Regions from separate parts of the Homo sapiens genome. Here region 1 is linked to region 2. A link is a contact called in ENCODE Hi-C or POLR2A ChIA-PET data. All regions are on one chromosome and are shown on one strand. Each heading gives the region's core, a stretch centred on a gene start or an enhancer-like site at or near the end of the contact. The rest is flanking DNA. Distances are from core to core; before and after follow the strand shown.

The links. Hi-C counts contacts between places; a loop is a spot of excess contacts on that map. ChIA-PET counts read pairs that join two places held with the same protein, here RNA polymerase II (POLR2A). Pooled maps may share reads with other maps.
Region 1: a loop to region 2 is called in a map of endothelial cell of umbilical vein, with 2.4 times the contacts of the local background. The contact joins two enhancer-like sites. A Hi-C loop is called at or near these places in 3 of 168 maps with a recorded cell type or tissue (CD14-positive monocyte, endothelial cell of umbilical vein and tibial artery) and 6 of 50 pooled maps. POLR2A ChIA-PET finds 5 or more read pairs at or near these places in 1 of 52 experiments (WTC11).

Annotation. Positions count from the first base shown.
Region 1 is chr10:29,550,862-29,555,265 of GRCh38, forward strand. SVIL (supervillin) reads right to left here. Exons shown (of 38, transcript NM_021738.3): 4 at 4,190-4,247; 5 at 3,922-4,073; 6 at 1-402. The coding sequence starts at 4,197. Among named protein-coding and RNA genes, the nearest start is that of MIR604, 8.0 kb to the left of the region's middle. Within about 2 kb of position 3,155, at least 5 of the 41 ENCODE cell types and tissues checked have a DNase peak (open chromatin) inside an H3K27ac peak, as active enhancers do.
Region 2 is chr10:29,729,236-29,733,257 of GRCh38, forward strand. It overlaps a transcript of SVIL not described here. Among named protein-coding and RNA genes, the nearest start is that of SVIL, 96 kb to the left of the region's middle. Within about 2 kb of position 2,700, at least 7 of the 41 ENCODE cell types and tissues checked have a DNase peak (open chromatin) inside an H3K27ac peak, as active enhancers do.

The DNA of each region.
Region 1 (4,404 bases), core at 1,905-4,404, 180 kb before region 2:
GGAGGGCATAGTCCTTGGATTCACCGGCACAGGTCCTGAGCCCCATCGTCTCGGTCCCGGGGTACAGAGAACTAGCATCTCTGCTTGACTCTTCCTGTTTGTCACTTTTTCCTCCCCGCTTCTCGACAGCATCAGGCTCCTTCCTGGACTTGGTATAGCGGGATAAATACTCGGAGTCGGCCTCGGGATCCAGAGTCAGCCCATACTTCTCTGCCAGCTGTCGCCTTCTTTCTGCTTTGTACCTTGCAATTCTTTCGGCTTTGGACTCCAGACTGTGGGTGTCCATGGTACCCGAACCATAGGGTGAGTCACCGTGGACACCGGAGGTTTCTGTGCAGTATTTGGATCGAGTTTGCTTTTCTAGAGAAGAATCAGAAGTTTCCTCCTCTTCATTTGATCGGCCTACAAGAAGGTCACATGGATGAGAGGTGCAGATTTCAAGTAAAGACATGTATTTACACACAGAATGACACTCTACTGCACACAGCACACACCTGGGTGCCCATGCTGTGAAGGACCAGTTTCTCACCGAGGTGTGTTTGCCTAAACTGATTATTTACCTGGGCTGTTGAAGAAGTCTGAGATCGGCAGTGAAATCTACAAAGGCTGTGAATGGTGCACGTTCTGCAAGCCCCGTAAGGCGTGGCTTTAACTTCAGCTCAGCCCCTTCACTCCCCAGAGCGCCTCAGTCTTTGTTCAGTGCTTATTTCCCCTTACTGATTTACCCTTTTTTGTGGAGTTCAGTATTTCACGTGGGAGGCCATAGGATGAGTTGGGTCCTCTGGGAAAGACAGCAGACAAGTGAGCTGCCGTCATTGGACAAGTGATGGATGCTGGTTTCCGGGGATCTGAGAGTAACCATAACGATATGGCCCATATCATTATTCACCAGGCTTTTCTTTTTTACAGAAGTGTTTTTTTTCCCCAGTTATAACACACATGCCTGGTGTAGGAAATATCTAATATGAGCCTGGCATAGTGGCTCACACCTGTAATCCCAGCGCTTTGGGAAACTGAGGTGGGAGGGTGGCTGGAGGCCAGGAGTTCGAGACCAGCCTGGGTAACATAGTGAGACCCTGCCTCTACAAAAATTATTTTAAAAATTAGCTGGGCATGATGGCACATGTCCATGGTGCCAGCTACTCAGGAGGCTGAGGTGGGCAGATAGCTTCAGCCCAGGAGTTCAAGGCTGCAGTAAGCTATGATCGATCATGCCACTGAACTCTAACCTGAGCAAGAGAGCAAGACCTTGTCTCAAAAAACAAAACAAAAAAAAAAACCTATCAATCATCACCCTACAAACTAATAACATTTTTATATATTCCTTCTAGTTAATATAATTTTTTCTTTATAAAATAGTTAGTTATTAATGTTCTATAAAAATATTTTCCGTATTCTATAAAAATGTTTTCCCAGCTGGCTCACAACTGTAATCCTAGCACTTTGGGAGGCTGAGGCAGGCGGATCACGAAGCAGGCAGATCACGAGGTCAGGAGTTCGAGACCAGCCTGACCAACACGGTGTAACCCCGTCTCTACTAAAAATGCAAAAATTAGCCAGGCATGGTGGTGCGTGCTTGTAATTCCAGCTACTCAGGAGGCTGAGGCAGGAGAATCACTTGAACCCGGGAGGCAGAGGTTGCAGTGAGCCGAGATCATGCCACTGCCCTCCAGCCTGGGCAACAAAGTGAGACTCTGTCTCAAAAAAAAAAAAAAAAAAAATTCCCATATTTGGAAATCTATTTTGAAGATATCATTTAAGGGTCCTAACAGTCTATCTAACAGGCATTCCATTATTACCTTAACCCTTCCCATACGGCCTTTTTCATTCCACCTGAATTAAATATTCATGTATCTTTTCCATTATTTTCTTTAAACTAAACAGGTGAGTAACTGGAACTAATTTTGGAGTTTGGTATGAATTGAGAAGAGAGATATGCCTCTTCCCACCCTCTGGCAAACCCATTTTTTTCATTATGATTTTATTAAATAATTCCTCCTTTTCTCACTACTATGTGAAGCTTAAACTTCACATATACTACACAGATTACCATTTCGGGTACACTACGGTTTATTTCTGGCTATAAATTTTGGGACTCTGATCTGTGTATTGATATTTCAAGCGTGTAATTACTTTTTAAGAGGTGGAGTCTGGCCGTGTTGTCCAGGCTAATCTTGCACTCCTGAGCTCCAGCTATTCTCCTGCCTCAGCCTCCCAAAGTGCTGGAATTACTGGTGTTGAGCCACCAAGCCCAGCCTTTTTTTTTTTTTTTTCAATAATTGCATGTGATTTTAAAATATCTTAGTTTTCTAGCTTTCTGGCCACAGGAAATTGGAAACTGTAGAGACAAGCAAACTGATAACATCATAAAATGAGATCAACAGCTGTCTCTGAGCTAGAAACTAGAAAACACTGGCTATAAAAAGCAGCAGCATGGCCGGGCACAGTGGCTCACGCTTGTAATCACAGCACTTTGGGTGGCCGAGGCAGGCGGATCACCTGAGGTCAGGAGTTCGAGACCAGCCTCGCCAACATGGTGAAACCTCATCTGTACTAAAAATACAAAAAAATTAGCCCGGTATGGTGGCGGGCACCTGTAATCCCAGCTACTCCAGAGGCTGAGGCAGGAGAATCGCTTAAACCTGGGAGGTGGAGGCTGCAGTGAGCCAAGATCTTGCCATCGCACTCCAGCCTGGGCGACAAGAGCAAAACTCCATCTCCAAAAATAAAATACAATTAAATAAAAAAAATAAAAAGCAGCAGCACAGCTCCTCAGAGCCAGGGACTGTGGTGGGAAGAGCAGCCCTGCGTGCATTCTCCTCTCCTAAGGTCAAGTTGAATATTTGATGACAACAATGACTGAGTGATTAGGGAAAAGCTGAGTCACGTGCACTCAACATACTGTTTAATATGAAATAAATATGCAACGTATTTAAAATTATCTACATTAAGATAACTTAGATAGAAAGTTTTCTTGCATCTCCAGAGTAAGAACCGTACTCATTCAAGGTGCAGCTTTGACTCTAGCGCTCCCTGCTGAGAGCAGCCGCTCCCTGTACTGGGGTAGAACCTTGAGAGGCCCCTATCTTAGAGCACAGATCCTGTGCTGGGCCCTGAGGGTGAAGAAAGACACAGCTTCTGCCTTTGAGGGCCCCAGTCTAGGGAGGAAAATGACTGGCCTCCGTTACCCAACAATGTGCGAGGGGAATCATTTCATACTGCTGTGACATGGAAGGCCAGATCCGTGAGGCGGGGCAGAGATGACATACATGTTGTTGCTGTTTTTAGCAAATCTATTTAATAGCCAGGCATGGTGGCACGCGCTCATAGTCCCAGGTACTTGGGAGGCTGAGGTGGGAGGATCACTTGACCTTGGGAGGTTGAGGCTTCAGTGAGCTTATCAGGCCACTGCACTCCAGCCTAGGTGACAGAGTGAGACTCTGTCTCTAAAAAAAATAAAAATAAAAATAAACAAAAAACAAATACATTTAACAAAAAATTAGGCCAAGTCCACTGGCTCACGCTTGTATTTTCAGCACTTTGGAAGGCCAAGGTGGGAGGATCACTAAAAGCCAGAAGTTCGAGACCAGCCTGGGCAACAGTGAGACTCTGTCTCTACAAAAATGTTTAAAAAAAAAAATTAGCCTGGTGTGGTGGTGTAAGCCTGTAGTCCCAGCAACTCAGGAGGCTGGGGCGGGAGAACCCTTGAGCTTGAGCCCAGGAGTTAAGGCTGCAGCGAGCTATGATCATACTCCTGCATTCCAGCCTGTGTGACAGAGTGAAACCTTGTGCTAAAAAAATTATATCCACACAATTCACTTCTGTGGAATATCTCATGTTCTGATACCACTGGGTGGAAAGGGCAACTCGTAACCAGCCAGGCAGCCTGCTGGAAAATGGGCCACCCAGCTCCACGCTCACCGATGTGGGGGCTGGCAGGGTCGCTGGCTCTCATGTATCGAGGGGTGTCTTCCTCCAGCAGGCGGTGAGTCACCAATCCTGTGCAGCTCTGCAAGAGGATGGGCTGAGTGTCATTTTCAATCCCTTCCAGGCGCCTGGCAATTCTTTCTTTTCTGTGAAATACACCACAAGAGGCAGAGTGAGCAACAGCGATCGAATCTAAAGGAAAATGGAATACTGCTTTGCCAAGCTCTCTTCTACTTCCTAACTCCCACTATAAAGATCTTACCTTTTCATTTCTAAGAATTCTTTCTTCTTTGGTTCAAAGATTTGTCTTAATTCTGCAACTGGAAGAAAACCAAAAAAGAACAAAATATAGTATTTAGTAGTCGTGCGCTCATTTTATTCACTCATGCAACGTGTTTATTGAACTGCAAATTTCAGTTCTTGATTCCTATGTCACAGTGACATGCAAAACTGACCAAGTTCCTGCTTTCTTGGAAA
Region 2 (4,022 bases), core at 1,450-3,949:
TTCCAACAGTACCCCTGTGGAAAAAGAGGAAACAGGCTAACTTTGACCGCCCACCTATATCTGACATCCATCAAGAATTTTGTAGCATCCCAAGACATTAAGCAGGAGGAAAAAGTTTGATGGTATAAAGGTGAAGTCATCTTCTGAAAGGAGCTGGGCTGGGTGAAAAAGGATAGTGGGTACAGTAGCCATGCTGGGCCTCTGTGTTTATGGAGGTGTGTGTGTGTGTGTGTGTGTGTGTGTGTGTGTGTGTGTGTGTGTATGTATGTGGTGTGTGTAGCAAGACAGAGGGATGTATGTGTTTAAAAGTTGGCAATTGGCCGGGTGCGGTGGCTCACACCTGTAATCCCAGCACTTTGGGAGGCCGAGGTGGGCAGATCATGAGGTCAGGAGTTCAAGACCAGCCTGGCCAACATAGTGAAACCCCATCTCTACTAAAAACACAAAAAGTAGCTGGGTGTGGTGGCACGCACCTGTAGTTCCAGCTACTTGGGAGGCTGAGGCGGGAGAACCGCTTGAACCCAGGAGGCAGAGGTTGCAGTGAGCCGAGATTGCACCGTTGCACTCCAGCCTGGGTGGCAGAGTGAGACTCCATCTCAAAAAAAAAAAAAAAAAAAAAAAAAAAGGTGGCAATTGCTCTTGAGAGACAAGACTTAGAAACGTAACATGATGGCTGGGCACTGTTTCTCTCACCTATAATCCCAGCATTTAGAGAGGCTGAGGCAGAAGGATCACTTGAGCCCAGGGAGCTCGAGACCAGCCTGGGCAACATTTCTCTATAATTTTTTTTAAATTAGCTGGGCGTGGTGGTGCACACCTGTAGTCCCAGCTACTTGGGAGGCTGAGGAGGGAGGATTCCTTGAGCCCAGGAGTTCAAGGCTGTAGTAAGCTATGATCACACCGCTGTACTCCAGCCTGGGCAACAGAGCAAGACCCTGTCTCTAAAAAAGAAAAAAGTAAAAGAAGAATAAGATGCTAAGAGAACTGTAATGTGCAAAGAAATGTACTAAGGAAGGGAGATTTATCCCAGTGAAAGTCCTGGGTGAAAAACCCAGTGAGGATCACTGAAGTCAGGGCATGTACAATGAAGCTGTAGAAGAAGATGAGACTCAACCTCCAGCTTCGTATAAGTTGACCCTTCCAGTCAGAGGGGAGTGTTGAATTTTCAATCAGGAGATCTTAGTTCTAATCTTAGCGCAGGCAAGGTTCTCAACCGTGGAGCCTCAGTTTCCTCATCTCCAAGATGGAAACCCTGGGTCACCAGCCCTAAGAACCCAACGGGGTTCTTGAGCATCTCAAGTGAAAACGTCAGTAAACCAAGTGAAAACTGAAAGACTGTAAACATCTGTTATTACTGCACAAAAGGGATGAAGTAAGAGATACATGAATGTGTAAATGGAGGCCAGAAGTGGATTAAGGGCTTAGAATTGTGGGTGCAACTCAGCAACCGTGAATCATCAGGGGATCTGAAGCAACAGCAGTTTCCAGTACAAGGAACCCCTAAGATTTCGAGGAGATTTGGAGTCAGAGGGTTTTATACATGCCCAAGCAATTATGGCTTATTTTACAACCTTTTATAGAACAAAGGCGATTGAAACTCACTGAATATCCCAAAAAGGATTGTGATTGATGCTGGAGCTACTAGAGGGCCATTTATTCACAATTCACAATAATTAGGAAGGCAAGATGTTTTGGGGTGCTGGCCAGGAACTGGGAGACAAGCAGGCCTAGGTAGAGGCACAATACGAAATCTTTTTTAAGGACATGTACGTAAAATTTGATAAACCATATAACGCCTCTTCTATCTTCCTGTACCCAAGATTCTGCTCCTCGATTCTTACTGGCACATCAACTTGCTACTCTGGCTTTATTTGAGCTGACATGATTACAACACTGTTCTGAAAACAAAAAGGTGCTGCCTCTGCTCTAGCCCTCATACTTGAAGTATTTGTTTACGTCTGTTGTTTCTGAACTGCGAGTCCATCCAGGGCTGGGCCCAACCCTTATTCATCTTTATAGGTTTCCCAGGCCTGTCACACTATAAACACTCAACAGAAGATTTGCTGAATTAAATCCACTAGCCATACCACCTTGGATAAGCAACAACTTCTTATAAACTGAAGTTTTCTCATTGATTAAACAAAGGATGTGGGCAAGGTACCCTCCAGCTCCAACAAATGCAAAAACAACAGAATGTTCTGAAAACACAAAAGCACTGTCTGGAGACACATTGTAACTTTTATGCATTTCATGCAATAGAAAAATGTATAGAATTAAATCTGATTCATATGTCAATTTTTAAATAAACACTTATTTTTAGGTATTAGATCCATTCCTTTGTTAGGCAATGAAATATAAAAGCAGCCTAAGGTTTTACATATGGAAAAACTATACATGCCGGTTACCCTAAAATAACATTTATTTGGATTAAAAAAAAATGTTAATTCTGACATTTCCTTTTAAACCGCCTCCCCTGACAGACTATATCTGGAATAACATTGACATAACAGAAACAAGTAAGTCTCTTTACAATGACTACAGTTTAACAAAGGCGCCTGTCTTTTTACCTTCCTTGTTTACTGAACAAAGGCAGCAAATGTAAGTACAGTTGCCCCAGCAGCTGGCAAGTTCTCTCCCATATGCGAAGAAGTTGTGGAACAGCTGGGGAATGCAAGATGCTTTTGAACAAGCTGCTATGTGATCCAAAATAACGCCGCCTGTTCATCTTCCGTACAATGGAAGCGACGGCCCAGCGCAGGTCTGGCGCATGCCCTGCAGCGGCTTCTTTCTTTCCAGATGGAGTGCAACAAGTGGCTACAAATGGAGTGAAATGCACAAAAGCAGGGATCTTGCTCCTAACTCTTTACACGCCTCCAATTGGTTATGCACGCAGCTCATTTTCCAGTGTGGGAGAAGCTGCATATCATATCCAGATGTAAAACCTACATAATGACAATCCCTCTCTGTCCTCCTGTCCATGCACTTTCTTGAAGATAATGTTCATGGTAACTACACATCGGGTGGTGTATAATGACATTATAACGTTTCTTTATGTTGCTTTAGTCCATATCAATTGTTTAAAAGAGCAAAACCCAAATCAAGAGGTATAAAATAGCAAAAAATGATCAGATGTATTATAAGAAATTATATCCATTATATATACTATATACATATAGATACAATATACGATTTTATATTTCTTGCATGTATATACAATATAGAGTATATTTGCTCATTTGAAAAACTTTCAAGTTTTTTTAACATATGAAATAGCTATACTGGTTGCTCATTAATTGTTCAGTTTAACTGACCTATGCTTCATGCTGTCATCTAAAAGTTAGTTTAGCAATTTTCAGATCATACATAGTTGACCATGTTTAAGGAAATATTTTTGAAATGTTATGTCTCAAACTCTCCTTCCTCTTCTATCAACTTGGTGGTTCACCTTTAAACAGACTATCAGAAAATACTACATTTTCCAAGGAAATGGTCCCTCTTCCCAGGATTAGGCCAGCACCATTTTCACAGAAGCAGATACATTTCTTTAGTGCCATTGATGGCTAGTGAATGAGAAAGGAGAATACATATTTCCTTTTCACCAGTTCATTTGGTTTGGGTTTTTGTTTTTTTTTTTTTAATTCCTACCATCTTGGCCATTAGAATACTGGGCTTTAAATTTAAGAGAAAGGGAAATGGCTGAAAGGCCCACCACAAAATTACACAGTGGCAAAACCAGGAGAAAAGCTCTACAGTTCTGGAGCTCCTTGTAAACTCCTTGGGCGACTGGACCAAGTTTTCCATCACTACCAACCTTTCCCTAGCCCCAACTTGCTGAGAGAAGGAGGAATCACTAACTGTACTATATTGCCATATTCACTAAGAACAGTCAGTTCAGGGCAACTAAGAACTACTTTACCTCTCTGGATGAGGGGAGGAAGGGAAGGATTCTGTTCTTAAACATCATCATTATTAGTTAACATTTGTTGAATAGCAACTATGTGCTAGGCACTGTGCCGAGTATC